Linked DNA regions of Homo sapiens: regions 1 and 2 are each linked to region 3. A link is a loop called in an ENCODE intact Hi-C map of the cell type or tissue named here. Cell type or tissue: PC-9. All regions are shown on one strand.

Region 1 (8,000 bases), 96 kb after region 3:
GAGTAGCTGGGACTGGGACTACAAATGCATACCACCTTGTCCAGCTAATTGTTATTTACTTTCTTCTACTTTATTTGGAATTAATTTACTGGATATTTTTCTTCCTTTTTTTTTTTTTTTTTTTTTTTCGAGACAGCCTAGGCTGTCGTCTAGGCTGCTGGAGTACAGTGGCACAATGACAGCTCACTGCTGACTTGACCTCCCTGGGCTCAGGTGATCCTCCCACCTCAGCCTCCTGAGTAGCTAGGACCACAGGCATGCACCACCATGCCCAACTAATTTTGTATTTTTTGTAGAGATGGTGGTGTGGTTTGGCCGTGTCCCCACCCAAATCTCATCTTGAATTGTAGTTCCCATGATCCCTGTGTGTCATGGGAGGGACCCAGTGGGAGGTAATTGAATCATGGGGGCGGTTACCTCCATGCTGCTGTTCTCAGGATAGTCAATGAGTTCTCACAAGAGCTGATGCTTTTATAAGGGGTTTCCCCCCCTTTTGCTCAGCACTTCTTCCTGCCCCCATGTGAAGAAGGACTTGTTTGCTTCTCCTTCCACCATGATCGTAAGTTTCCTGAGGCCTGCCCAGCCCTGCGGAACTGTGAGTCAGTTAAACCTTTTTCCTTTATAAATTACGCAGTCTCGGGTATTTCTTCATAGTAGCGTGAGAACAGACTAACATAGACGTGGTCTCACTATGTTGCCAGGGCTGGTCTCGAACTCCCTGGGCTCAAACGATCTACCCACTTCAGCCTCCCCAAGTGTTGGGATTACAGGTGTGAGCCATCTCACCCTGCCTCCTTTCGACTTCTCGAGATGAATATTTATCTCACTGATTTTTTTGGCTCCTCTTCTTTTCCATTATAAAAAATGTGAAACTGAAATTTGCCCCTAAAAATGGCTTTAGCTGCTTCTCACAGATTTGATGTATGCTTGTTTTTCCTTTTTTTCTTTTTTTTTTTTTTTCTTTTGAGACGGAGTCTCGCTCTGTCGCCCAGGCTGGAGTGCAGTGGCGCGATCTCAGCTCACTGCAAGCTCCGCCTCCCGGGTTCCCGCCATTCTCCTGCCTCAGCCTCGCGAGTAGCTGGGACTACAGGCGCCCGCCACCACGCCCGGCTATTTTTTGTATTTTTAGTGGAGACGGGGTTTCACCGTGTTAGCCAGGATGGTCTCGATCTCCTGACCTCGTGATCCGCCCGCCTCGGCCTCCCAAAGTGCTGGGATTGACAGGCCTGAGCCACCGCGCCCGGCCAACTTGTTTTTCTTTCTCACTGGAGCTGGTTCCAGATTAGATCTGGTCGGACCCGGCAGGCACCTGGCGGGCACTGTGCGGGCAGGGAACCAGGGAGAGCAGGAGGGCGCGGGTCCGGGCCAAGGCTGGCGGGGGTCGCCGCGGCGCGACCGCCTCCTCCGCCCCGGCTCCGTGGGATGCGCGTCCGCCCTCCCAGGCCCCTTCCTCCCGCCCTCCCCCGCCCCCCGTTTTCCTCCCCTCCCCTCCCGACCCGCCCCAGGCCAGACCCCCGCGCGGGTCCTCGCCCTCCCAGGACCCTTCCTCCCTCCCCTCCCCTCCCCGCCGCGTCCCGGACCCTGCGGGCTGGTCCCGCGCCCCGCCAGGGCTGCCGGGGTGTGCTGCTGGGGAGCGTGGAGTGGGCAGGACCACGCTGGACACGCAGTTCGCGTGCGGCCGCTCCCCGAGCAGTGCGCGGCGTGGGCGGAGGAGCGGCTCCGCGAGGAGATCGAGGCGAACGCGGCGCCCGCGTTGCTGGAGGTCGTGGACGCGGCGGGCGCCGAGCACCTGGTCACGCTCCAGGACCTGGACATCCGCCACGGCGACGGCTCCGCGGTGCTCCCGGGCGTGTGCAGCGAGGCCTCGTTCCGGGCCGTGAGGCCGCCGAGCAAGCGCCTGCGCCGGCCGTGGGAACCCGGGGCCGTCCCGCGGGTGCTGGTGGGCACCCAGGCCGACCCGGACGACGGGCGCCAGGTGCTGACGGCGCGGGGCCGCGAGGGGCGCTCCCCGTTCCCGGAGGTCATGGCCAAGAGCCAGCGGATGGTGGACCGGGTGTTCATGCAGGCGGTGCGCGAGACGGAGGCCTTGGTCCCGCCCGAGGAGGAGGTGGAGTGTTGGGAAGTTTTCTGTTGTCCCCTGGACTCCATCCAGAAAAAGATGGCCCTGGTGGCAGCCTCGAAGCGCGGGGAGGGAGGCTAGGACTGGGGCCGCGTCGGGAACTGAGCCTGCCGGGACGCTTCTAACCCGCGCGCTGCCTCGAGTCCCTCCGGTGCCCAGGCCTTGTTCCCCAAGACCCACGGGTGCAGAGCAGAAGCGCGGCCCCAGCGCCCGAGGCCTGAAAGCTGTTCTTTACCTTCGCAGCTTTCCAAGTTACTATAATAGGTAAAAGGCAAGGGCTAACGTCTTAAGTATTTAATCGATTTCCTTATGCAGATTCTGCACTCGTAATTACTAAACGTGAGAGCCCAGGATGAACTATTCGGTGCATTTTTTATTTTTTTGAGACTGTCGCCAGGCTGGAGTTCAGTGGCGATCTCGGTGATCTCAGCTCACTGCAACCTCCGCCTCCCCGGTTCAAGCGATTATCCTGCCTCAGCCTCCCAAGTAGGTGGGACTACAGGCATGTGCCACCACGCCCGGCTAATTTTTGTATTTTTAGTAGAGACGGGGTTTCACCATGTTGGCCAAGATGGTCTCGATCTCTTGACCTCGTGATCCGCCTGCCTCGGCCTCCCGAAGTGCTGGGATTACAGGCGTGAGCCACGGTGCCTGGCCTATTGGGTGCATCTTAAAGCAGCGATATACAGGATAGTAAATGGAAACGGAAACGACTACTTCTGTATTTTAACTAACAACAGTGATTCATTCTGTTGGCAGTTTTTCTTCTTTAAAAGATGCCTTACTGCTTTAAGCCTGAATGGGCAGAATGTGCTTTCTTCAAATGCAATTTGTGGTATGTTTTTTTGAACTACCTGGTTCTGAGAATTACAGTTTGGATTTGGAGCACTTCGCCGAAGTTTAGATCTTAGTTCCATGAAGTTTCCATCTCATTTTCAGTGATGAATTGAGCAATCACTTTTTCCTTTCTGTGTGGTCCTAAATATAGTTACGACCTACTTAGCACAACCTTGCAATTGGATATGTGTCGCTGGCAAATTAATTTTATACCTAAAGTGAGCCCAGCGCTGGCTGTCAGTTTTGTAATTAACATCTGGTTGACTATGCTATGCACAGGAAAATGGAGCACAAATAAATTGTTTTTAAACTTTGCAATTCTTACCATTTGACTTTGTGAATCATATTTAAAGCACTATGTTCCAAGATTTCTAGATGCTGTCGGATGGCTTTACCATTATTTTTCAGGAGTTTGTTTGTTGTAGAGAAAACTCCAGGAGGTGAGAGGAGAGAAAGCACCCGGTTATGCAGCAGGCATTGCACCTGTGTTATTAGCGGCAGCTGCCTTCATACTTTGCCTGAATTCCTGGAATTTTTAAATAGTGAAATAGGTATGGAAACCTATGAAGAATAGGTCATCTTTTTGTTGATTTTTAGCGCAGCAACCTTTATCCAATTCTTTTTTTTTTTTTTTTTTTTTTTGAGACTTGCTCTGTTGCCTAGGCTGGAGTGCGGTGGCGCAATCTCGGCTCACTGCAACCTCCACCACCCGGATTCAAGCAATTCTCCTGCCTCGGCCTCCTGAGTAGCTGGGATTACAGGTGCCCGCCACCATGCCCAGCTAATTTTTCTATTTTTAGTAGAGACGAGGTTTTCCCGTGTTGGCCAGGCTGGTCTCAAACTCCTGACCTTGGGTGATCCACCTGCCTTGGCCTCCCAAAGTGCTGGGATTACAGGTGTGTGTCACCACGCCCAGCCCTGATAATTGTTTTTAAACGCAGTAAGTTTTATGACATTTTGGTTTGGGTGTTTCTTCGCCTTGGGTTGGATAGCTGTTCTAGGAAAACCAATTACTGCAGCTCACTCCGGCAAGGGAGGTGGGGGGTGCTGATCACATTTCCCTGCCTCAAGGGCAAGTTGTCCTCACCAAGCTGCTCCCTCCCTCTGCTGGAAAGGAAGCAAAACACCAGCTGCTTTCTGCTGTGCTCTGGGCTGTGTGGGGAAGTGCAGGGGCAGCAAATGGAAATCAGCAACATCTTGTTCCCAGTCCTGACACCCCTGGCCAGCAAGACCCTGCTGAGCCATGCTGGACAGGATGGGATGGGCCTCACGCAGATGCCACGGCTCTACCCTGCTCGGCTGCTGGCTTGTGGGAATGCTCCGGGAGAGCTCTGTGGCCTGGTCCCTCTGGATCTCAGCCTCCATCCAGGAAAAAGCACCCCATATTCTCTAAACAAGCCAGCTGCTCCTTTGAACTCCTGACGGCATCACACCCTCCCACTCCCATCCAGTTGCTCAGCGGTGAGCTGGCTGCCAGCTGCTGGACAGGCCGAAGGACAGGGCAGTCACCTTCTGCTCATGTGGGCATCTAAGCCACACCCACCCCTTTCCCCAACTTACACCATCTTTCCCTCTCTCTGTCTCTCTCTGTCTCTCTGCCTTTGTCTCTGTCTCCCCGCCCAGACACCTCCCTGCCTATGGGTGCACGCACACACCAGTGGCAGGCCCTGAAAGTGCTTCCTCATTGAGTCAAGATAGTAGATGGGAAGCCATGCCGGGTGAGAGGGCAGAGAATCGGGCCATCCTCAAAGACATGAAGATGCATTTCTATTTATTCATCTCCCACAGTATAAAAGAGGCTCATGGCAATGAGAGTGGACGGCCATAAACTTAACCAAGTGGTAGCCTCAGTCACAGCCGCTGCAGCAGAGGTGGCATCTACTGGAAGAGGTCCACCCTGGCTGGCGCTTGGCGGACGGCCAACCGAGCTAAAGAATGCAGGCCGGGCGTGGTGGCTCACGCCTGTAATCCCAGCATTTTGGGAGGCCGAGGCGGGCAGATCACCTGAGGTCGGGAGTTTGAGACCAGCCCGACCAACATGGAGAAACCCCATCTTTACTAAAAATACAAAATTAGCCAGGCGTGGTAGCGCATACCTGTAATCCCAGCTACTCGGGAGGCTGAGGCCAGAGAATCGCTTGAACCCAGGAGGTGGAGGTTGTGGTGAGCTGAGATCATAGCGCCATTGCACTCCAGCCTGGGTAACAAGAGCGAAGAGCAAAACTCCGTCTCAAAAAAAAAAAAAAAAAAAAAAGAATGCATCCACTCCCACTGGGGATGGAGGATGGAGGGTGTCTGCATTCACCTAGGACAGACAGACGTGCACATTTTTGGGTTCTCTCTTCCCCTAAACCTCCTGAGGTAATCTGTGAAAATGATTCGCTATTCACTTAACCCGGAAAACCCCACAAAATCATGCAAAGAGGTTCAAATCTTCGTGGTCACCTTGGAACACTTGTGAAACTGCCCAGGTCATCAGGGGTATGCATATATGAAAAGCCACTAAGGATCTGAAAGATGTCACTTTACAGAAGCAGTGTGTGCCATTCCAACGTTACAGTCAGGGAGTTGGTAGGTGTGCCCAGGCCAAGCAGTGGGGCTGGACACAACGTTGGTGGCCCCAGAAGAGTGCTGAATGCTTGCTGCATATGCTTAACAATGCAGAGAGCAATGCTGAACTGAAGGGTTTAGGTGTAGATTCTCTGGTCATTGAGCACCTCCAAGTGAACAAAGCACCTAAGATGTGCCACCAGACCTCCAGAGCTCATGGTGGGATTAACCCATACATGAGCTCTCCCTGTCGCATCGAAATGATCCTTACTGCGAAGGAACAAATTGTTCCTAAACCAGAAGATTGCCCACAAGAAAAAGATATCCCTGAGGAAACAAAAACTTATGGCACAGGAATAAATTCAGCACTAAAATAAATGCAATGAAGAGTTTTTTGTTTTTTAAAGTGCACTTCGTGATCTTGTTAACTACCCTGCTCTCGATCACTTCTTCTGAAGGAACTTTAAGGTTCTTGACACTCCACAGAACAGTGTGCGGGCTCCTGGTAGTGAAGACACCGTGTTAACCCATCTGATGGACAGGAAGTGCTGCTCCCGTGCCTGGTGATGGCAGGAAAGGAGCCGCTGCAGCAACTGTGGTCACCGGAAGCTTGGACCCTTCGAGGATAAAGGTCTGAGCCATCCCAGAAACCAACAGCCTAGCCCAGCTGCGTTGCCGTCCCAGAGTAAGGAGGGTCTAAAATGAGTGGTGAGGAAGGAGGTGAGGGACATTACTCACAGCCTTGAGATCAGCGCCAGGGTGGAGACTGTACTTAGACTTGTCCCGCCAACCCCACTGTGTATTTTTGTTTAGAGAGGGTGCAACCAGCCACCGAGGTGAAGAATCAGTCACAGGACAAGGTGGATGCGGGGCTGAGTGGATCCGAGTCGTGCAAGCAGCAGGCACAGAGTGGGCCTCTTGCCTCGGGAGCCTTTGTCTCTGCTGCTGGCATTCTCTGGGCAGAGCTGCCTGCTTGGCCAGGGCCGGAGAGCTTGCATCCCCAGGAACAGCCCACAGGAACCAGTGGCCATGTACCCCAGTTTCCTGAGCCTTGGTGGGGCGGTTCAGAGGGAGATCCTGACCTGATGCTTTTGAATCTCAGCAACCCTGAGGCCGAATCGCTCCTGCTGTTACTTGATTTGGTTGTGTAAACCAAAACTAAAATTCTAAGCCACCCGACGGACTGAATGGACCCACGGACCCCCTTCTTGGCCAAAGGGACTCAAAGAAACCTGAAAAATTAGTTCAGACCATGATGGGAAGGGAGGGGTCAGACACGCCTCGTTATAAGCCCTCCTGCCTTTGGAGTTCAGGCACAGCTGACCAGCATTACATTAAAACGGAGACCTTAAGATGGACAAACAGACTCTTTGCAGCAATAAGATACCAAAATTCCAACCTGACTCTAATATAGTGTCACATGACAGATAGCAGACCCTGAAGGAAATCAAAGTATTTACCCCAAAATATGTTTTTGACATGGTCCTGCACAGCTGCCTCTTGTGGGGGAAATTTGCCTTTTTAGAGAAACTCTTTCCCTTACTGGGTCTTTTCCAGAGAGCCTGATAATCTTTGAAAGGTCTCAACAGGAAGTATTTGCCATCTATTGCCTCTAAGGGCAGCCACCTATGAGACTCATCTACATAATAAAAACCTTGGTCTTCACAACCCCATACCTTATCTGAACCCAGACATTCCTTTCTACTGATTCCAGGTCTTTAGGCAATAACTTAACTCTTTCAACCAATTGCCAATCAGAGCCTTTGAAGCCACCTGTGATCCATAAGTCCCCTGCTTCAAATTGTCCTGGCTCTCCGACCCAACCACTGTATACCTCATATGTATTGACCGATGTCTTCTATCTCCCTGAAACTGAAACGTGTAAGGCCAAGCTGTAGACCAACCCCTTGGGGCACGTGTTCTCAGGAGTTCCTGAGGCTGACTCACAGGTCATGGCTCTCACATTTGGCTCTGAACAAATCTCTTCAAATATTTCACAGAATTTGGCTTTTTCTGTCAACAGTGGTGTGAGCAATTAAGTTCAAAGGGTAGCAACAACTCTATCCCCTTCAGTTTCTCTGAAACCTCTTTTGCTTCTGTAATAGGAAATGTTTATTTGAAAACGCAAGGAATGACGCACTTGATGTTGTGTATGTTGGAGCAAGCTGATGGCATAAAATGAGGAGTGGAGGACTATGTCCCAGGGTCTACTAGAATCTGTGCCCTCTAACCTGGAGGAAGATTTTCAGGACCCATACTTGGGGTCGTTCTGTCTTTACAGAACGTGTCCCAGGCGTGTATGGAAACACACTGGAAACAGAGATCACCTGTGTTTAGGCTCTGACTATATAGCTAGTCATGAAATTTCTCAGTGATAGGGTATAGATATATATGTTCAAATTCTCTAGGAGGCTGGGCACGGTGGCTCAAACCTGTAATCCCAGCACTTTGGGAGGCCAAGGCAGGTGGATCACCTGAAGTGAGAAGTTGGAGA
Region 2 (8,000 bases), 110 kb before region 3:
TACGCCATCTTTATAGGGCTTCCATGATTCAGTGAAGCCATCTGGTTTCAGGCCAATTGCCTGGAGAGTGCCTGCTCACAGGACATGCGGTGTGAGCTGAGCTAGGATTATGGCGTAGCTCTCCAGCACACTTGTGCACTATACACACACATACCATTTCCGTCTTACCCACCACCGTACTAAGGAGGACTTTTTAAGAAGGGGCACACACTTTAGAGTTAATGTTTGTTACACAAAGGTGGCCCACGACAATTAGTGCTCATTTAGCACGTGCCTGGCAGCAGGACCTTGCCCACCTCTGTGAACAGGAGCTGCCCCTTAGTGAGGTGAGACTGTGCTGGCCACACGGCAGGACCTGGCCATCCCCAGAGCTTCCCAGCTGGAGGCTGCCAGCTGCTGCCCTCAGCAGTGAGGAGTCCTCAGAGGCTCTGGAAGTTACAACCCTGACCCTCCGCCTGAGACCTGAGCCCTGCCAGGCCTGTCTGTGTGCACAGCACCAGGGTTAAAGTGGGGCCAAGTAGGGCAGGCGACAAGCAAGGTCCCCTGCGGTGGGCGGGCTGAGGGTGGGGCAGGCTGAACTCTGCCAGCCCAGGGCGGGCCGGATGACCTCAGCTCCGGGTGACACCGGTGGGCGTCGGGTGTGGCCTCAGACAGCTCCCTTCCTCCCCGGCTGGTTGCCAGGTCAACACCGGGTGGGACTAGCCTCTGGTGTCGGCAGTAGCCCCATGCTCCCGGCCTTTGGGTTCTTGCATGCGCCGTCCCCATCACCTGGCTGCCCCTCTCACTTCCGTCTCCACCTGTCCCGGGTCACCTGTCCTTCAAGCCAGAAATTAAGGACAGCACCCCCTCCCAGACCGCCTGGCTGCAGTCCCGGGATGGGCGCTCCTAGTCGCCTAGATCGGGCCCCCGCTGAGCCCGATCCCCCTCCCCGCTCCGCGCCGGAGCCGAGCTCCCTGCGCCGGACCAGCAAGCGCCCGGGCCTCGACTTCCCCTTCCGTGCAATGGGAAGCAAGCCTCGCTTTCCTATGAGCAGGGTGTCGGCTCCGCGCGGGCCCCGGCCCTGGATCCTGCTTGGCTTTGCCTGGAGCCTCATTCTCTCCGGCTGTGCCGGGGGAGGCTGGAGGCGGCGGCGAGGGGGACAGGAGTGTCGCCCGGCTCCTCCGCCCGCGGCCGCCGAGGGACGTGGTCGGGCGTTCCTCTCTCGAGCCGGGAGGGGGCGCTGGAGCACCGGGAACCCGGGGCCGTTAGCACCGCCCCTCCTGCCGACGCCCCGCCTCCGGCCGCGTTTCCCCGGGCCTGGTCCCGCTCCGCTCCGCGGCGCCTCCTCTCCGCAACTCCCACTAGGAGGGCAGACCCTCAGCCGGAGCCGAGGCCGCGCCCCGCAGCCGCGCCCCGGGGCTGCCCCTGTGGGTGGAGCCTCTTAGGACGACATCCAAACACCCCGGGCGGGCGCGGGACTCACGCCGGGAATCCCAGCACTTTGGGAGGCCGAGGCGGGCGGATCACCTGAGGTCAGCAGATCGAGACCAGCCTGAGCAAGATGGTGAAACCCCGTCTCTGCTAAAAATACAAAATTAGCCTGGCGTGGTGGTGGGTGCCTGTAATCCCAGCTACTCAGGAGGCTGAGGCAGGAGAATCGCTTGAACCTGGGAGGCGGAGGTTGCAGTGAGCTGAGATCACGCCACTCTGCACTCCAACCTGGGCGACTGAGCGAGACTTCGTCCCAAAACAAACAAACAAAAAAACCCACCAAAAAATAAAAAACTGAAACCGTATTTTTTTTTTCGACAGGGTCTTGCTCTGTAACCCAAGCTGGAGTGCAGTGATGCGATCACGGCTCAATGCAACCTCAACCTCTCCGGGCTCAAGTGATCCTCCCACCTCAGCCTCCCAAGTAGCTGGGACTACAGGCGCCGCCACTCCTGGCTCCTTTTTTTTTTTCTTTTTTGAGACGGAGTCTGCCTCTATCGCCCAGGCTGGAGTGCAGTGGCTCGATCTCGGCTCACTGCAACCTCCACCTCCCAGGTCCAAGCAATTCTTCTGCCTCAGCCTCCCGAGTAGCTGGGACTACAGGCGTGTACCACCGTGCCCGGCGAATTTTTGTATTTTCAGTAGAGAGGGGTTTCACCGTGTTGCTCAGGCTGGTCTCTCTCTCGTGACCTCCAGATGATCCGCCCGCATGGTCCTCCCAAAATGCTGGGATTACAGGCGAGAGCCACCGTGCTTGGCTAATTTTTTTTTTTTTTAGATGGAGTCTCTATCTGTCGCCTGGGCTGGAGTGCAGTGGCGTGATCTTGGCTCACATCAAGCTCTGCCTCCTCGGTTCACGCCATTCTCCTGCCTCAGCCTCCTGAGTAGCTGGGACTATAGGCGCCCACCACCACGCCCGGCTAATTTTTGTATTTTTAGTAGAGACGGGGTTTCACTGTGTTAGCCAGGATGGTCTCAATCTCCTGACCTCGTGATCCGCCCGTCTCGGCCTCCCAAAGTGCTGGGATTACAGGCGTGAGCCACCGCGCCCGGCCAATTTTTGTATTTTTAGTAGAGACGGGGTTTCACCATCTTGGCCAGGCTGGTCTTCAACTCCTCACCTCGTGATCCACCCGCCTCCGCATCCCAAAGTGCTGGGATTACAGGTGTGAGCCACCGTGCCCAGCCTACTTTTTAAAAAAAATAATAATTTTTTAGAGATGGGGGGGATCTCACTATGTTGCCCAGGCTGGTCTCGAGCTCCTGGGCTCAAGCGATCTGCCCGCCTTGGCCTTCCAAATTACAGTCGTGAGACACTGCTCCTGGCCATAAAAAACCCCTCTGAAACTGGGTGATTTGTAACACATCCAGAGGGAAACGTCTGGAAACTGCTGTCAACCAATACTTAGGGGCTGGGGATTTAGTGTGGGAGAAGACAGCTGGAAGTCCTTGCACCAGGGCTTCCTAGCAGGGTGAGATAGTCCCAGGAGAGGCTGGAGGCCTCTTCCAGTCACCTTCTTCTTTCACTCTCCATCCACCCGCCTGGCCCCTCCAACCTCCACCAGGGTTATTTATTTATTTATTTATTATTTATTTATTATTTATTTTTTGTTTTTGAGACAGAGTCTCCCTCTGTCGTCCAGGCTGGAGTACAGTGGCGCGATCTCCGCTCGCTGCAAGCTCCGCCTCCCAGGTTCACGCCATTCTCCTGCCTCAGCCTCCGGAGTAGCTGGGACTACAGGCGCCCGCCATCACGCCCGGAGAATTTTTTGTATTTTTAGTGGAGACGGGGTTTCACCGTGTTAGCCAGGATGGTCTCGATCTCCTGACTTCGTGATCCACCCGCCTCGGCCTCCCAAAGTGCTGGGATTACAGGCGTGAGCCACCGCGCCCGGCCCCAGGGTCATTTATTTAGGACCCCCTGCCTGCCAGTCTGCCAAGGGGCACAGGAGTTGGTCCTGGACCTGCCCTGTCAGAGGATCATCACGATCCTGTGGCATAGGGCCACAGTGCTCACATGGCCCAGCCTGGTGGCATGAGCCTGTGCAGTCCCAGCTACTCCAGAGGCCGGGGTGGGAGGATCTCTTCAGCCTAGGAGTTCGAGGCCAGATTGGGAAACAGCAAGGCTGCATCTGTTAAAAAAAAAAAAAGAAAGAAGGGAAGAAAGAAAAAAAGGAAGGAAGGGAGTAGCAGAGAGGAAGGAAGGAGGGAAGCAGAGGAAGGGGAGGAAGGGAGGAAGGAAGGAACGATTATATGTAGCAGAGACATGCATATAAAACACCCAAAGGAAGGAAGGAAGGAGGGAGGGAGGGAGGGAGAGAAAGAAGGAAGGAAGGAAGAAGGGAGGAAGGAAGGAAGGATTATATGTAGCAGAGACATGCAGGTAAAACACCGAAGTGGTGTATTGTCACTGCGCAGTCCTTGATGTTGCCCAGGCAGTCTGCGGTGTCTTACTCCAAGACGGCCACAAGAGGGTACTGAGAGCAAGCCTTTCTGGCCCAGGGCCAGGCTTTCCGCTTCCAGTGGAGCACCCCAGTAGATGCAGATGCCGCCCTCACCTCCGTTCTTTTTTTTTTTTTTTTTTTTGAGATGGTCTCACTTCATCGCCCAGGCTGGAAAATGCAGTAGTAGGGCAATCACGGCTCACGGTAGCCTCAACCTCCTGGGCTCAAGTGATCCTCCCAACTCAGCCTCCTCAGTAGCTGGGATTACCAGCATGCACCACCACACTCAGATAATTTTTTTCGTATTTTTTGTGGTCCACTATATTGCCTAGGCTGGTCTTGAACTCCTGGGCTTAAGTGATCCTCCTACTTCAGCTACCCAAAGTGCTGGGATTACAGGCATGAGCCACCGTGAGCAGCCTGTTCAAGCTTTGGAAGGTGTGGAGGCTGGGGAGCAGGGCTGGGAGAGGGTAACGATAGCCTCAGTGCAGCCAGAGGATGTGAGGGACGCTGCTTCTTCACTTAGTCCACCCCATGCCTTTACTGCATTGGCAGGGATGGGGAGGCCCAGAGAGGGCCAGGGGCTCCATAGACACACAGCAGACGCTGGGCATGGCCAGGCACAGCTCCTGCCTCTGGATCTGCCAGTCTCCTGTAGAGAAAGGCCCATGGCAGTGGCAGGAGAGAGGGGGAGAAGCAGCGTATCCGAGGCTCGAGGCAAAAACGGGCCCTGAGGCCAACTGTGCAGCTCAGCTATGAGCTCCAGGCCTGTCTTTACAGATGCTCCCTGCCCCAGACTCAATGGCTTGGTGGCTCAAGGGACTTGAGCATTTCCTGAGTACCCTATGCCCCATTGGGAGCAAGCCCTAGAAGCTGGGAGGCCCCTGCCTACCAACACCTTGGATGACAACTAACACCTTAGGTGATAGTTACCACTTGCACTAACAAGTTGGGAGAGCAATTTCTGCCCAAGTGGCAAGGGGGCGGGGTGGCCTTTTGGGGGATAGGGCGATGGAAGGGGAGCATGCCAGCTGACTTTCTGACGTGAGGGTGTCTGGGTCTTCAGAGGGTGCGGTTGCAGCCACAGTGATAAGGGTGTGAGGTGTCTGACCTACTCTGGCATTGGTGTGTGACACTAGGCCAGGCCCCTGTCCTTCTGGTCTGTGCTCTTGCCTGGAGCAGTGTACAGATGTGGGGAGCCCCTTCTCAGAATGTAGATGACTGGGGTTCTTGTCTGCCTCAAACCCTCCCAGAGCTCCTTGCTGCCCCCACATCAGGGATTGACCCCTCTGCTGGGCATTCTCAGCTTTGCACAATCTCTGCTACCTTCTTTTTCCAGTCTCACCTCCCGCTATGCCCACATCATCAGATCTCCTGAGCTGCAGCCACAGTGCCCAGGTCAGGCCTCCACCTACCCTGCTGTGATGCCCCCTTGCCCATCTTCCTCCTGGAGAACTTGTGCAAAGAGCTCTATCCATCCCACATCCAGGAGAACCCAATTCGCATTTTCACAAAGACACTTCTCTGCCTGACCTGGTTCTCCGTTTTGGACCATTGGATCGTGAATTTGGATTGGGTCTTATTTCTCTCAATGATCCCAGAATCCAGCATTGACATGGAGTCAATAATGCTTAATATTAATATTTATTAATACATGAATGTATTGTTTATGAATGAATGGGCAAAAGAATGGTGAGAAGATGGATGGATGAATGATGGGGATGGGTGGCGGTGAGATGAAGTGAGGACAGTGGACTGATGTTTATGTATGTGGATAATATAAGAATATAACTTAAGGGTAATAGATGAACACATGGACGAGTTAATTACTAGGTGGCTGGCTGATTGGTGGGGGATGAATAACTGTCTGTGTGAGTGATAGTGGATGAACGATGGACATAATGATGGAATGAGTATGTGGTGGGTAGAAGAATGTATGGCTAATGATTGGATGGGCACTGGAAGCATGGTAGAGGGTGATCCTAGATGGTGGATGGATATAATATGATGGATGGTAGATGCATCTATGTAGTTGGTGATTGATTAAGTGATGAAGAATAGATAAATACACAGTAGATTGATAGATGGAAAATGGACGGACGTGGATGCTGAATTGTTGGATCGATGGATACCACATGAATCCATACATAGTGGATATAAACTGCAGGCAATAAGTATTAATAGTAGATGGTGGATGCTTAGTGGGTAGATACATCATGGAAGTGTGGATGGATGGTGGATAAATAGTAGTGGATGATTGTGATGGATCTATCCACAGAGAATGGATGGGCAGATGGGACAGAAATACCAATGAGTATATGACTGATGGATGGATCATGAGTGGTGGACAAGTAAATGGTGGCTGCCTGGTGCATGAATGGGGACTGGATGGCAAATAAATGAATGATTGCTAGCTGGATGAATAATGGGTTGTGTGCTGTGGAGGTACAAATGGAAGGTGGATGTGGATAGATAACAACTGGATGGAATCTGGATGACTAATGATGAACAGGTGCTGAGCGGATGGATGAAGGTTTAAACAGTAGGTGGCTACAACTTGGAAAAGTGATGCATGAAAGATGAATGGTGGGTGTGTAGATGGAGAGGTGGTAAATGGATGCTTTAATGTACAGATGGAGGAAGATGGATACATAGCAAGTGGGTAGAGTGGATGATGAATGAAGATGGATACCGAATGGAGAAAGAATAACGAGTGTGGGATGGGCATGAATAGTGACTGGATGGATGGTGAGTGGATTGTAATGGTCGATGGATAATGGCAAATAAATGCTCACTGCTGTCTCTCTACTCTGTCCTCAGCACCTAAAACAATGTTTGGCACATAGAAGGCAGTCAATATTTTTTTCTAGAATGGATGAATATGAATGGATGCTAGATGGTACTTGGATGGATTTTGGATGAATAGTGAATTTTGGCTGGATGATGGGTGGATAGATAGAGGATGTTGTGAGATGGATAGTGAATGAATGGATACGTGGTGGATATGGATAAGAGATGGTGATGGTAGGCTGGGTGTGGTGGCTCACGCCTGTAATCCCAGCACTTTGGGAAGCCATGGCGGGTGGATCACCTGAGGTCAGGAGATCGAGACCAGCCTGGCCAACATAGAGAAACCCCGTCTCTACTAAAAATACAAAAATTAGCTGGGTGTGGTGGGCACCTATAATCTCAGCTACTTGGGAGGCTGAGGTAGGAGAATTGCTTGAATCCAGAGGCAGAGGTTGCAGTGAGCCGAGACTGCGCCATTGCCCTCCAGACTGGGTGACAGAGAGAGACTCTGCCTCAAACGAACGAACAAACAAACAAACAAATAAACACCAAAAAAGAGATGGTGATGGTAGATGGTTGGTGGATGGATGGAGGAATACAGTTAATAGAAATATGAATGGATGGCAAATGGTGAATGACTGGTGGGTGAATTGTAGATGGGTGACTTGTTGCTGATTGGATGGAGGTTAAGGGATAAATCAGGACAAATGAATAGTAGAGTGATGATTCACAATTAGATATGTGGATGGAGATGTGAATGGTAGATGGATGTGTTAAATATCTGATGGAAAGCTGTTACATAGTGAGTGATGGATGGATAGGTGGTGGATGGATCGATGGTGAATGAATGTTGGATCAATGGGTATTTAGTGGTGTATTGATGCTTGGTAAATGGTGGGTGCTGGTGGTGAATGGATGGGTGCATGATGGATGGGTGGTGGTTGCATATGGGATGGTGACTGGAGATGGATGGTTAATGGACATTGGATACTGGACGGTGGTTGAATGGTGGATTGTGAATGGATGGCTGGTGGTTGCATGGGGGAAGGTAGATGGTGGATTGTGGATGAGATGGATGTTGGGTTATTGATGGTAGATGGTGGACTGTGGATGGGATGGATGTTGGGGTATTGATGGTAGATGGTGGATGGTGGACGGGATGGATGTTGGGTTATTGAAGGTAGATGGTGGACTGTGGATGGGACGGATGTTGGGTTATTGAAGGTAGACGGTGGACTGTGGATGGGATGGATGTTGGGTTATTGAACGTAGATGGTGGGCCGGGCGCGGTGGCTC
Region 3 (8,000 bases):
TTCCAAGTTATCTAAATTAGCTCCTATAAAGAAAAACAATCATACTACAAAAGGTTTTTCTTTACCTTTTGGTAGCTGGTCTAAAACCACAAAAATTTTATGTTTTATCAAGATAATTTTCTATGTTGTCTTTATTAGGCTTGTAATTACTTACAAAAACCTAAGCTTTAAAAGGGTTAAGGTTTTTATATCTATATAACTTTCTGCATTGCTTTCAAAGTCTTTTAATTATCACTCTGGTTAAATAAATATGATTTTACAATGCAACTCTGTTTTGATCAAGTGTTTTGAGCCTTTTAACGTCTTTGACAAACTTCCTGAAAATCAATCCTAAATTCAAGTCTCTTTTGCCTAAAATTAACTTTGAAATTTTTTAGATGGGGCCCTGAAAAGCCTCAAAAAATCTCTCTCTCATCTTATAGAGATACTAAATGATTAGGCTGATTTGGCAAATTACATTTTTTAAATGTCAAATAATAATTCATATTAGATCTTTTAGCTACATAGATGAGTATGTTAATATAAATATTTCAAAAAATATATAACTTTATAAAAATCTAATATGCTGTCAGTCATAATTCATAATTCTGGTTGTTATCGGTTGTTATCTTAAAGTGCTATCTATATGTAGTAGAAATAATTAAGTATCCTTTTCAATTGGAAACTTTCATCAGATTTTTAACCCTGGTGATGTGGTTTGAATATATGTTCTGGCCATATCTCATGTTGAATTGTAATCCCCGGTGTTGGAGGGAGGACCCGTGGAGGTGTTTGGGTCATGGGGGCAGGTCTGTCATGGCTTGGTGCTGCCTCACAATAGTGAGTGAATTCTTCTGAGATCTGGTCGTTCAGTGTGGCAGCCCCCGCACCCTCTCGCTCCTGCTCTGGCCACGTGAGATGCCTGCGTCTCCTTCACCTTCCACCATGATTGTCAGCTTCCTGAGGCCCTCACTAGAAGCTGAGCTGATGTCAGTACCATGCTTCCTGTATCGCCTGCAGAACTGTGAACCAATCGAACCTCTTTTCTTATAAATTACCCAGTCTCTGCTATATATTTCTATACAGCAATGCAAGAACGACCTAACACACATGGCTATGCTAAGTTTTTGTCATTCACTGTTATTATTTTAAACTCTTCTCTAAAAACGTTCACAGTCAGATTCATAGAAAAGACTCCAACAAGTACTCTTAAATACGGATCTCTAATAACTTTAAGATCGATGGACTAAATAAAAATTTCTAAAACTCTTATAAAAATTAATAGATTCATAAAACTAATAAAAATCAAGCAGAACAAAAGTTAATGACATAAAATTAAAGAATAAATGATAAAAATGATAAATAATAAATGATAAAAATATTTTTATAATTTTTATTTAAAATGTTATTGGCTCTTTACTCAAATGTTTTGTCTTCCAGATTTAAGAAAATCTTCTCTTTTAAGCTATCTATAATTTACTACAATTTGATAAAATACATTTTTTTAAACAAAGATAAAAAATTTGTTTTTTCTCCTCACTTGATTCCTCCAAAATGTGAAAACTATACGTGAGTATACTTATGACAATACGGTTATTTATATAAGTCCAATAAAATCTGCTCTGTTTATAACAAAATACAATGAAAAACACCGGTTACATTACCAAGACTGACTAAAATGGCATATTTTAAAATATACATAAAATATCTGACTTCGAGGGTCCTCAGACTTACAGTAAGTTAATAAAAACTGTCATTTTCTGGCAGGCCCAAGAACCTTAGGACTATGAGTAAAATCTAAAGTCTTATTTAGTTTGACTTTCTAGCCTCAAGAGATTTTTCATCTGAAATTCCTATATGATCAAAGTAAAAAGAAGAGTTATAGTCCTTAAAAAAAAAGCTATAATACACCTGTTATTAGATTGTAACTCTATGCACTGTTTTTTTAGTTCTTATCTACTTTAGACTAAATCCTAAATTATTCTAGGTTCCTCCAATCCAACTTTCTTCCATAAAATTAGCAAAATGAAAACTGCTCTGTTCCTGAAGCCCACTAAGCTAAAACTAAACTGATATTACAAAACAAAGTCCAAGGTGGGAGGATCCCTTGAAGCATCACTTGAAGCCAGGAGTTTGAGACCAGCCTGGGCAACAAAGTGAGACCCCTTCTCTGCAAATAATAAAATAAAACGAATTAGCCAGGTGCTATGGCATATATTAATACCTGTAGTCTCAGCTGCTTGGGAGGCTGAGGTGGGAGAATCACTTGAGCCCAGGAGTTAGGCTGCAGTGAGCTATGATCATGTCACTGCACTCCAGCCTGGGCAACATAGCGAGATCTCTGTCTCTACAAAAAATAAGTTAGCTGGGTGTGGTGGCACACGCCTATAGTCCCAGCTACTTCAAGCCTGCAGTAAATTAGGATTGCACCACTGCACCTCCATCCTGGGCAACAGAGCAAGACCCTGTCCCTAGAAAAACAAAAACAAAAACAAACAGTGACCAAAGTGCAGCGTGGAGACCCTCTGCACCCCTCCCTACGAACATGGCACTGAGTGGCGCAGTGTGGGTGGGCTGTGGGCTGCAGCTTGAGCGGGGCCTTGGCACCTGCCATGCCTCACCGGCTGAGGCCTTGGTGGCTGGGGATGGGCACGGTTTGTGCGTGGAACCCGCCCTGCTCTCGGTGCATGAATTCTCGGGGAAACGTGGTTGGAGAACAACAAGAAATGGTATGGGAACCGTGGGAATCAGGCATTTTGCACAGGAAGTATTGGGAGATGTTTTTACTGTAGTCTGCCTGAAGCTGGGACAAAATTGAACAAACAAGATGAATTTGGTGCTTTGGAAAGTGTGAAAGCTGTTCATGAACTCCATTCTCCTTTATCAGGAGAAGTAACTGAAATTAATGAAGCTCTTGCAGAAAATACAGAACTTATTGACAAATCTTGTTATAAAAATGTTTGGCCGATCAAGATGACACTGAGTAACTCTTCAGAACTAGGTGAACTTGGCCGGGCGCAGTGGCTCACACCTGTAATCCCAGCACTTTGAGAGGCTGAGGCAGGTGGATAATCTGAGGTTAGGAGTTTGAGACCAGCCTGGCCAACGTGGCGAAACCCCATCTCCACTAAAATACAAAATTTAGCTGGGCGTGGTGGCAGTTGCCTGTAATCCCAGCTACTCAGGAGGCTGAGGCAAGAGAATCACTTGAACCCAGGAGGCAGAGGTTGCAGTGAGCCAAGATCATGCCACTGCACTCCAGCCTGGGCAACAAGAGCAAAACTGTCTCAAAAAAAAAAAAAAAAAAAAAAAAAAAAGAACTAGATGAACTTATGAGTGAAGAAGCTTATAAAAAATACGGAAAAATCTATTGAGGAGTGAAAATAACCCCTAAATAAACTAGTATGAAATAATTTAAAATATAAAAATAAAAAACAAAATTAATAAAGTAAAAAACAAGTCTTATGCCTGATATATGAACCACACCAAAAGTTCACCAAATTGCACGATGCCGTAATCAGAGACAATCAAACCACAAACCAAGAGGAGCAGTTGACGTTTTCCCTGCTAAAAACAGCTGTTCCAGCAGCCATGGTGCCTGTAGTCCCAGCTACTTGGAAGGCCGAGGCGAGAGGAGTTAAACTTCAGCCTGGGCAACATGATGAGACCTCACTATTTAAAAACAAAAATTGAAAAAGAAACCTAAAAAAGCAGGTTTTCCGAAGACGTTGTTATAAGGCTCCATATAATAATGAGACTCTCACCCTCTCAATGCCATTCTTCATTTGGCAGGATAATGCTATAATTAAAATTTCACAATAAGTAACTGCTATAGGTAACTTGAGAAAACCTGACCTAAAAAAAAAAAAAAAAGAAATCCTTTTAGTCCACCTAGTGGGCAAATTTGGCATTTTCCCTAACACAGTTTTTTGTTCAAATTGTACTGGTGGTCCCTTTTATAAACCTGGCGTTCACAAAGTAGTGATTAATTCGATCCTGTATGAAATACTTCTCAGTGGCTATCACAGGCCTGGCCCAGTCTCCTCCATGGCCTTTTGTTTAATTTGTTGCCCTTAGGCTGGGGCTGTTAGTTCAAAACCACTTCTACGAACTAAGTTTATTATATTGTTGCCAATTTTTTCATTATAATTTTTAAATGTTGTTCTTAGTGCCTGTCTAATCTCAACGAAGCCAACTCTCCTAACAGGATAATACTTGCTCAACACCTCCAGATAATGACTAATGCCTACAAAGCAGATGAAATAAAATGTAATACTGGACTCCAGATGAAACTGCTTTGAGGCCAGGTGCAGTGGTTCACGCCTGCAACCCCAGCACTTTGGGAGGCTGAGGCGGGCAGATCACCTGAAGTCAGGAGTTCAAGACCAGCCTGGCCGACATGGTGAAACCCTGTCTCTACAAAAAAAAAAAAAAAAGAGAGAGAGAGAGAGAGAGGAAAAAAATCAGCTGGGGGTGGTGGCGCATGCCTGTAATTCCAGCTATTCAGGAGGCTGAGGCAGAAGAATCGCATGAAACCAGGAGGCAGAGGTTGCAGTGAGCCAAGATAGTGCCACTGCACTCCAGCCTGGACTACAAGAGCAAAACTACATCTCAAAAAGGAAAGAAAGAAAGAAAGAAAAAAAGTAACTGCTTTGAGACATTTTTTCCTTCTGGCCTCGTTATTACACAAATGTGGCCCAGGTTGCTGACTTAGACCCCGCCATGTTCCCTCCAATGTGGGACAGAGACAGCTGGCACAAGCCCATTACAGCCCCAGGGACAGATAAGCCTGGCTGCAGAACGGCTGGTTAGCGATGCTTTCAGAGAAATATCTTGATCAAAAGAGAAAAATGTAAAGCTAATCACACAAATTGGGTCATTCTTGTCCCACCCAACCAAGGGTCAAGAGGCCAGCGGGAAGGAGCACTCAGGGCACATAGAATTTCTCCAAGAATGTCATTCTCTGTAAGACCGGCTGCTGAAACTGCTGCCACCTGAAACCAGTTTACCTAATGCCTACTAAACAACCTGCTGACACGACTCGTTTTACCCTCTGCCCTCACTCATCAGTCGGAGCTTGCCAGCTCCCCAAACTCACCAGTGCCAATGAGCTTTCTTAAAGAGCAGTAGTAATATTTCTCCTCTTTATAAAACCTCCAGCCTTTCTTCATTCTTTGGACATCCTAAAGACCACTCACGCTACAGATATCCACAAATTACACTTCTTTCCCCAAATAAAACATTTTAATTTTGAGGATTCATCTCTGTATTTAACTTCGACACTGATAACAGGGAAATACGCAGCAAAGACACCTCAACCCCCAGGGGTCCCCTTCTAAGCACTCCCTCCCCCAGTCAGCCCAGACTTCCTAGGGGCGGGGAATGGCTGGGCAGCTCCACCTGTGACAATGGACTCTGCCCCGTCCCTGATCGAAATGACTGACAGCAAGCTCTCCTTCAGGCCTGGCCTCCCCGGAGTTCTCACTTAGCAAATGGCTTTCTAATGAGAGCACAGGAATTTGTCCCTATGTGTGGACTGACAATGAATAAAAGAAGCAGAAATCCATGGTGAACTTTATTTCAGCGAATAGAGGACAAAGATCAGCGACAGCTCCTGTGGGATTCGGGAGATTTGTCAGCCACGTAGGCATAGAAGATGGGAAAATGGGATCCACTTTTTTCCCCTTTGGGGCCAACCTGGCAATTTGTGTGCAAAGCACAGGAATTCCACACAAGGAATTTGGCGTAATAGAAGTAATTAGGGCTGGGCGTGCTGCCTCATGCCTGTAATTCCAGCACTTTGGGAGGCCAATGCAGGAGGATTGCTTGAGCCCAGGAGTTGAAGACCAGCCTGGGTACCATAGCAAGATCCTATCTCTACCAAAACAAAACAAAACAAAACAAATTAGCTGGGTGTAGTAGTGTACACCTGTCTAAAAAAAAAATGTAATTAGTAACAGGAATGCTCCAAACTCAGGAAAAAAAACAAAACAATATTTTTAAACTGCTAAGAAGACCAAAAATTATTTCAAAACCATGAGGTAAAATGACAGAGGTCCTGGTGAGGAGAGGACTTTATCAAGGGTGTAATGGAAGACGCTGGGCATGATTCACATGTTGTGGAGACCCCTGGAGAAGGGGGGCTAGAGTCAGGCAGGGGTGTGAGTGACCCAGGCACAGAAGTGGGGCAGGAGGGACTTGGGACCCTCCTTCTGAAGCTCCCCAGGAGGCTCCTCCTTTTACCTGCCCTTGATCCTGGAGTCCTCTCTGCCAGAGACAGGAGGCCACATGGTTCTCACCACCAGGCTAGTGGACAAATCCCTTTGTTTCCAGGGTGGGCCTGGAAGGGATTAGGTTACTTTCTGGTCCACACCAGAGGCTCCCCTAGAAGGCAGACAGCCCCAGGGACTGACTCAGGGACCCAGAGGCTGGGATGGGGGAGGCCAGGGAGTGAGGCCAGGGCAGGCAGCTGTGGGGGCTGGGCTGGGGAGAGGAAACAGTACTGGGGCAGAGGGGACGCCTGTAATCCCAGCACTTTGGGAGGCCGAGGTGGGAGGCTCATTTCAGCTGAGGAGTTCAAGACCAGCCTGGGCAACATAGCGAGAACGGTTCCTGGGGGAAAAAAAAAAAAGAAAAAAAGCATGAAATACAATGTGTCTATATTGAAATCTGTACTGTAATTGAGATGAAATACTGTGGAAAAACTCAAGGAATTTACCTAAATGCTCCGCAATCTAATTCCAAATACCAATGGTAATTCTCAATACCTAATTAGGAAAACATCACAACCTGCATTTGAAGAAAAGAGTAACGTTCAACTTCTAACGAGGCGTGCGATCATTTCGGCACTTGGAACATGAAACAAAGTCAAAACATTTTCAGGCAAGGTGAATTGCTGATCAAGTATCAGATGTCCAGGTCTGCTCCCCTTACCGTTGCGATTGATTCACCACTACATCTCTTCTGAAAGTACCACACGGTGTGGAATCCTCAACTTAAGTACAAAACACGACGAAACTGATTAGGAAAATCCATTTGTCAACTGTGGGAGGCTCTGGATGTGTAGAGTACCTAGACTGTGGTAACCCCTCCACCCTGCGTGCCTCCATCACATCATCCAGCTGTTCACCTTAAATAAATACAATTTCTATCCATCAATTACACCGCAATAGAGCTGGGGGCCATTTTTTAAAAACTTCCTCTGGCATGCAGCAATTGATAAGAACTTGCAAAGCTGAGAAGGCACCGATTTAAAACTCGCGCCAACGCGGCTGCGCGCCTTGTCCTCCGCCCAGGAACCCTGGAGGCCACGGCCTCGCCCGGCTCCTGCGCTGGCACTGGACGTCCCGCCGGCTGTACCTGGCGCCCCGTGGCCTCGCTCCCGACCGCTGCCCCGCAGAGGCCTCCCGACCGCCGAGGCCCTCGCCACGCCCGGGTGCCCCCAGGGGGCGCCGGCTTCCACCCACAGAGCTCCCCAGGCCTGGGCGGGCGCAGGGAGGGCGCGACCGGGGCGCACCCGCGCGGGAACTTGGCAGAGACTCGCGGGACGTGGCGGGGGCGCCTCAGGAAACGCGCCGCGGGGCTGCGGGGTCGAGGGGAGGGGACTAGTGTGCAGGGGCCACCCTCTCCCCAGCCCCGCCCCCCGAGTCCAGCTCCGCCCCTGATGCGTACCTGGCGGGACTGGGTCCCAGGGGCTCTCCGCGCTCCTTCTGGGGGCGCCACGTCCGGACCTTGTCCCCTGCTGAGGACTACCTCGCGGGCCGGGCGGGGTGAAGGGCGCTGTTAAGAAGGACAGTCCCGGGGAATGAGGGGCGAGGGGGAGAACGGGGTCGCCGGGTCGGGAGAAGATGACAGACGGGGCAGAGTAGAGGCTGCAGAGGGTCGCCCGGAGAGCGCGGGGGTCCCCCCACCAGCATCCCGTCGCCGCTTCCCGTCTGACCCCACCCGCTCCCCGTCCCCGCTTCCCGTCTGACCCCACCCGCTCCCCGTCCTCGCTTCCCGTCGGACCCCACCCGCTCCCC

Evidence for each region. Hi-C counts contacts between places; a loop is a spot of excess contacts. Peaks named below come from ENCODE experiments on the same cell type or tissue, not always from the same donor. Only the 100,000 strongest peaks of a DNase experiment are listed, where the experiment ranks them.
Region 1: a loop joins it to region 3, with 9 times the contacts of the local background. A loop is called at or near these places in 66 of 110 quality-filtered maps.
Region 2: a loop joins it to region 3, with 6 times the contacts of the local background. A loop is called at or near these places in 16 of 110 quality-filtered maps.

What each region holds. Positions count from the first base shown.
Region 1 is chr14:103,277,603-103,285,602 of GRCh38, forward strand. It overlaps the pseudogene RAP2CP1 and the pseudogene RPL17P4. Among named protein-coding and RNA genes, the nearest start is that of EIF5, 53 kb to the right of the region's middle. RefSeq lists enhancers at 3,809-4,607, 3,890-4,184, 4,608-5,405. In PC-9, CTCF peaks have their summits at 4,052 (motif pointing left) and 4,261; DNase peaks (open chromatin) are centred at 4,049, 7,199 and 7,349; H3K4me3 peaks cover 380 bases; H3K27ac peaks cover 2,151 bases.
Region 2 is chr14:103,074,512-103,082,511 of GRCh38, forward strand. No RefSeq gene overlaps it. Among named protein-coding and RNA genes, the nearest start is that of LBHD2, 5.7 kb to the right of the region's middle. RefSeq lists an enhancer at 303-894 and a silencer at 1,088-1,537. In PC-9, CTCF peaks have their summits at 1,183 (motif pointing right), 1,385, 3,930 (motif pointing right) and 4,130; DNase peaks (open chromatin) are centred at 610, 1,360 and 3,970; H3K4me3 peaks cover 1,549 bases; H3K27ac peaks cover 1,112 bases.
Region 3 is chr14:103,181,680-103,189,679 of GRCh38, forward strand. It overlaps LINC00605 (long intergenic non-protein coding RNA 605), which reads right to left and starts at 7,349. Exons shown (of 3, transcript NR_033938.1): 1 at 6,913-7,349; 2 at 6,698-6,768; 3 at 5,542-6,591. It also overlaps the pseudogene GCSHP2. RefSeq lists a silencer at 7,418-7,467. In PC-9, CTCF peaks have their summits at 3,899 and 4,101; DNase peaks (open chromatin) are centred at 3,872, 4,202, 4,962 and 5,765; H3K4me3 peaks cover 267 bases; H3K27ac peaks cover 3,146 bases.